Regions from separate parts of the Homo sapiens genome. Here region 1 is linked to region 2. A link is an interaction called in ENCODE POLR2A ChIA-PET data of the cell type or tissue named here. Cell type or tissue: Panc1. All regions are shown on one strand. Each heading gives the region's core, and the rest is flanking DNA. Links, peaks and the distances in the headings are about the cores only. Region 1 has its middle 8.7 kb from the start of MIR3908. Region 2 holds the start of LOC105370041 (a long non-coding RNA gene).

Evidence for each region. Peaks named below come from ENCODE experiments on the same cell type or tissue, not always from the same donor. Only the 100,000 strongest peaks of a DNase experiment are listed, where the experiment ranks them.
Region 1: POLR2A ChIA-PET joins it to region 2 with 6 read pairs; 5 of 35 experiments call an interaction of 5 or more read pairs at or near these places.

Annotation. Positions count from the first base shown.
Region 1 is chr12:123,543,686-123,546,595 of GRCh38, forward strand. No RefSeq gene overlaps it. Among named protein-coding and RNA genes, the nearest start is that of MIR3908, 8.7 kb to the left of the region's middle. In Panc1, for the core only: no CTCF peak of the experiment used is centred there; no DNase peak of the experiment used is centred there.
Region 2 is chr12:123,617,427-123,620,336 of GRCh38, forward strand. DDX55 (DEAD-box helicase 55) reads left to right here. Exons shown (of 14, transcript NM_020936.3): 11 at 332-446; 12 at 1,243-1,411; 13 at 2,006-2,298; 14 at 2,538-2,910. The coding sequence ends at 2,714. LOC105370041 (a long non-coding RNA gene) reads right to left here and starts at 336. Exons shown (of 3, transcript XR_945475.3): 1 at 1-336. In Panc1, for the core only: a CTCF peak has its summit at 1,243 (motif pointing left); a DNase peak (open chromatin) is centred at 1,247.

The DNA of each region.
Region 1 (2,910 bases), core at 170-2,669, 74 kb before region 2:
ACAGGCCTGAGCCACCAAGTAACAGCTCCCAGCTGTTGCTACCTCCAAGGTATTGCACCACCCCTTTTGGCTCCCCTACACTCTCTCACACCTCTGTACAGAGTCCCAGTGGTGTGCTGGAGCTGGCTTGTACCAAGTTGTGAGAGCCTCTTGTTTGCAACCCTACCCAACTCTGCAGTGAAAGAGTTGGAAAGTGCTGGAGGTTGGTAAACCATGGCAACTGGCAAGTGCTACAAATCACAGCCCCCGCACTCCACTTTACTAGTTTACCAGCACACTACTAAAACAGTCTCCTTATTAAATTCTTTGCAAATAATCTCATTTTGAATATGCTTTCTTATTCCTGCCTGGACACTGACTAATGCAAGAACACAATTCCTTTTTTGGTGGGGAGTGCAGTGGTGTGATCATGGCTAACTGCAGCCTCGAACTCCTGGGCTGAAGTGATCCTCCTGCCTCCGCCTCAGGAGTAGCTAGGACTACTAGTGTATGCCACTACATTAGGCTAATTTTTTTGTTTAATTAAAAATTCTTTTTGTAGAGATAGGATCTCCCTGTGTTTCCCAGGGTGGTCTTGAACTCCTGGCCTCAAGCGATCCTTCCACTTTGGCCTCCCAAAGTGCTGGGATAACAGGCATGAAGCACTGCGCCCGGCCTACAATTCATTTCTCTTTCTTTTTTTTTTTTTTTTGGAAAGGGAGTCTTGCTGGGTTTCCCAGGCTGGAGTGCAGTGGCGTGATCTCGGCTCACTGCAATCTCCGCCTCCCGGGTTCCAGCAATTCTTCTGTCTCAGCCTCCCAAGTAGCTGGGACTACAGGCTCATGCCACCACACCCAACTAGTTTTTGTATTTTTAGTGGAGACATGTTGGCCTGGCTGGTCTCAAACTCTTGACCTCAAGTGATACGCCTGCCTCGGCCTCCTAAAGTGCTGAGGTTACAGATGTGAGCCACTGCGCCCGACCCCAAAATTCTTTTTGAAGAGTTTATAGTATAGGGATAATAATTGTAACTATTTATTGAATGTTTATTTCAGGTTTATTTCAAGGACTGTCTTAGGTACTTTATAAATAAATCCGATGCTTTAGGTTTTATTATCCCACTTACAGAAAAGGAAGCTGCAGAGGCCCGGAGAAGTTAAGTAACTTGCCCAAGTCGATGAACATCTTTTAGCTACTACATTAGCACAACCTGGTTTCCTTTTGATTTATTTATTTTTAAATATTTTTGTAGAGATGGGGGTCTTGCTATGTTGTCAAGGCTCATCTCGAACTCCTGGGCTCAAGGGATCCTCTTACCTTGGCCTCCCAAAGTGCTGGGTTTATAGGCGTGAGCCATCCCACCTGGCTAATTTCCAAATCCCTGCTTGGATAGCTCTTATATGTACCAGGCTCCATTCTAAGCATTTGTCCATTTAAATTTATTTAATCCTCATGAAATCCTGGAAGACTCTCTGACTTCAAAACTATCTTAAAAAAATGTTTTGGCCGGGCGCGGTGGCTCACGCCTGTAATCACAGCACTTTAGGAGGCCGAGGTGGGTGGATCACCTGAGGTCAGGAGTTGGAGACGAGCCTGGCCAACATGGTGAAACCCCGTCTCTACTAAAAACTACAAAAATTAGCCGGGTGTGATGGTGGGCGCCTGTAATCCCAGCTACTTGGGAGGCTGAGGCAGGAGAATCTGTTAAACTGGGAAGGTGGAGGTTGCAGTGAGCCGAGACGGCGCCACTGCACTCCAGCCTGGGCAACAAAGGGAAATTCTGTCTCGGGGAAAAAAAAAAAAAAAGTTTTAAGGTAAAACATATACACTAAGTCCTCAAATGGCGTTGTTTCATTCAACATTGTTTTCTTATAACATTGGTGAGAAAAAAAATCGATCCCCAGCTGGGGCCATTGTCTGTGTGGAGTTTGCACGTTCTCCCCTTGTCTCTGTGGGTTTTCTCTGGGTACTCTGTTTTTTTGTTTGTCTTGTTTGTTTGTTTATTTGTTTTTGAGACAGGGTCTTTCTCTGTCACCCAGGCTGCAGTGCAGTGATATGACTATAGCTCACAGCAGCCTCCAACTCCTGGGCTCAAGCAGTCCTCCCATTTCAGCCTCCCAAGTAGCTGGGACCACAGGCACGTGCCACCATACCTGGCTAATTTTTTTATTTTCTGTAGAGGCAGGATCTTCCTATGTTGCCCAGGCTGGTCTTAAACTGGCCTCAAGTTATCCTCCTGCCTTGGCCTCCCAAAGTGTTGGGATTACAGGCATCAGCCATCACACCTAATCTATTTCAATGTTTAATATTGTAAGTGTTTTGTTTCTTGATTTAGAAGTTAAGTGATGATTTTGTGACCAGAAATATGCCTAGGAACTCAACCCTTGTTTATATCAATTAGCCTATGGTAAAATTTGTTTTGTTACACATCGTTTTACTTAAAATTGCAGTTTCCAAAAACCTATCGATGATGTTAATGATGACTTACTGTCCCTGCTTAAAAAAGCAAATATCATAGAAGGATATACAATGATATACAGTGAACATAAGTTGTTGCCAGGCAAAACCCATCTTTTTATTCTCCCCAAAGGTAACACATAAACAATAGTCATACATGTGAATACTGTATCCAACTTTATTGGTTTTTTATTTTTATTTTATTTGTATCCAACTTTAAGCCAAACTATGTGGCATAATCAGGAATGGCTTCCTGGAGGAGAGGGATTGGAGGTGCAGAGGGGAGAAAAGAGGCTGCTAAGTCTGTGGGTGAGGCCCAGGGGCAGAATAGGCTCTGTGTGTGTGTGAGTCAGCAGGCTGGGGCTGGATTGGATGGGGCAGGCTGGGGAACCAAGGGAAAGGAATTTGAAGACAGAATCAGAAATTGTGGGGACAAGTTCACATTTGCTATAGTAGGAATGTTGTGTGACTTCA
Region 2 (2,910 bases), core at 258-2,757:
GTTATTGGTCATTTTCATTTTATTCTTTGTATTTTTCATTGTTTCCCAGATTTTCCACTGGGGACTATGTCCCACCTGTATGATCAGAGAGAAAGATACAAGTTTTACTTAAGAGTTCACATTAAATGTTTCTTACAGAATCGTATCTGTTTGCAGTGTTGGTTTAATTGCCAGTTCTATTTCTCACACTAGTAAGTGGCCGAGTCCACACTGAGCTGTGGAGGCTAGAGGCTCCCCAGAGCGTTTTAGCTGCAGCAGCCATGTGGCTGGAGCCTGAGCTCTGTTCAGCTGTCATCACCTGGGTACCCATTTCCACCCTGTGTTCTCACAGTGCCTTCGTGCATCGCTGCGGTCGCACAGCTCGCATTGGCCACGGGGGCAGCGCTCTGGTGTTCCTCCTGCCCATGGAAGAGTCATACATCAATTTCCTTGCAATTAACCAAAAAGTAAGCTGCCGTCCGTTTTCAGATAGAATGCCTAGTGACGGGGTAGCTGGAAAAGTTCTCCAGCATGTGGTCAGCAATTGAAATTACGAATTGCAAACTCACTGGGGCTGGGCTGGTGGTGGCAGTGGGGGGCCCTGGTGGGGTTTTTTTTTTTTTTTTTTGAGACGGAGTTTCACTCTTGTTGCCCAGGCTGGAGTGCAATGGCACTATCTCGGTTCACCGCAACCTCCACCTCCCGGGTTCAATGGATTCTCCTGCCTCAGCCTCCCAAGTAGCTGGGATTACAGGCATGCGCCACCCCAGCTAATTTTGTATTTTTAGTAGAGATGGGGTTTCTCCATGTTGGTCAGGCTGGTCTTGAACTCCCGACCTCAGGTGATCCGCCCACCTCGGCCTCCCAAAGTGCTGGGATGACAGGCGTGAGCCACCGTGCCCGGCCACCCTGGTGGGCTTTAAGGCTGTGGAGGCACCTCGGTCATGGAGTGACCAAGTCTCCTGTGTGGTAGCATGCCCTGCTGGGACCCAGGCAAGGGTTACTTCTTGTGAATAGAGACCCAGTGTTGCCATACTTTGCTACCAGATTAGGATTGTCATGTGAAATCTGATTTTTAAATTTTCTTTTAAAAATTTAACATACTTTACAGAGCATGTGAAATATTTGGGTTGGAGTTGGGCTTCAGACCTCAACAGTTGAAAAGGAATTGTTTCGCTTTTGTTTTTCTTGGTTGTGATGGGGAGCCCTGGGGATATGATGCCAGCCAGGGAAGGTGAGAATGTGGTATGTGTGTGTGTGTAGTGCCCCCTGCAGGAGATGAAGCCCCAGAGAAACACAGCGGACCTTCTGCCAAAACTCAAGTCCATGGCCCTGGCTGACAGAGCTGTGTTTGAAAAGGGCATGAAAGCTTTTGTGTCATATGTCCAAGCTTATGCAAAGCATGAATGCAACCTGATTTTCAGATTAAAGGGTAAGTTGGACTTCTTCATGTGATAATGTCTCCATCTTAACTATGTGGTGGTCTTACAAGTATGAGATTGCTTTGTCTCATAAAAGGAAGTGTTCCCAGGTTTTGAGTAGACACAGAATAAACTGGCCACTGGCTGCTGAGTATTCCTTTTAACTTTGTAAAAATGTAATTTTTTTAATTTTTGAGACAGAGTCGCGCTTTGTCACCCAGCCTGGAGCGCAGTGGCGCGATCTCGGCTCACTGTAAGCTCTGCCTCCCAGGTTCACGCCATTCTCCTGTCTCAGCCTCCCGAGTAGCTGGGACTACAGGCGCCCGCCACCACGCCCAGCTAATTTTTTGTATTTTTTAGTAGAGACGGGGTTTCACCGTGTTAGCCAGGATGGTCTCGATCTCCTGACCTCGTGATCCGCCCACCTCGGCCTCGCAAAGTGCTGGGATTACAGGCGTGAGCCACTGCACCCGGCCTCAATTATTTTCATTCTAACTAAAATGAATGCATTAAACCCTTTGGTTAGAAAAAAATTATATTGTAAGCCATTACTGATTGTTCTAATCCTGTTGAGTGCGCTAACTCTGATCTTCTGATTGAATCAGATCTTGATTTTGCCAGCCTTGCTCGAGGTTTTGCCCTGCTGAGGATGCCCAAGATGCCAGAATTGAGAGGAAAGCAGTTTCCAGATTTTGTGCCCGTGGACGTTAATACCGACACGATTCCATTTAAAGATAAAATCAGAGAAAAGCAGAGGCAGAAACTCCTGGAGCAACAAAGAAGAGAGAAAACAGAAAATGAAGGGAGAAGAAAATTCATAAAAAATAAAGCTTGGTCAAAGCAGAAGGCCAAAAAAGAAAAGAAGAAAAAAATGAATGAGAAAAGGAAAAGGGAAGAGGTAAAGTTTACTTTTACTTACATTAACTTAGAATCTTGAACAAATTTATTGTAGTAGTTCTTTAAATAGGAATTGTGTGGGGCTGTCAGATTTCTGTTACGTTGGCGACCAGGGTGGGGAATTTGCTCTATTTGCAGAAGCCAATCTGAGAGCTTATAGTTCTTGAGTTAAAACTGCTGGTTTCACTACAACACTATTGCTGAAAAATTTAGTAGTTTATTGGTTTCTTCTGCACTTAGGGTTCTGATATTGAAGATGAGGACATGGAAGAACTTCTTAATGACACAAGACTCTTGAAAAAACTTAAGAAAGGCAAAATAACTGAAGAAGAATTTGAGAAGGGCTTGTTGACAACTGGCAAAAGAACAATCAAGACAGTGGATTTAGGGATCTCAGATTTGGAAGATGACTGCTGATTCCAGTGCCACAGATGAACCCACAAGGACATAGCTGTTCCCTAACTTGGTGGATGGCTCCAGTTTGCTTTTAACGAAAATCACAACTTCAGGAGACATCTGAAAAGAATGATGTCTCTGAAAGCTGTCCTTTCAGATGAGGGAGAAATGAAGGATTTCACACTTCAGAATATTTTACTAAAAACATTCCAGTCTT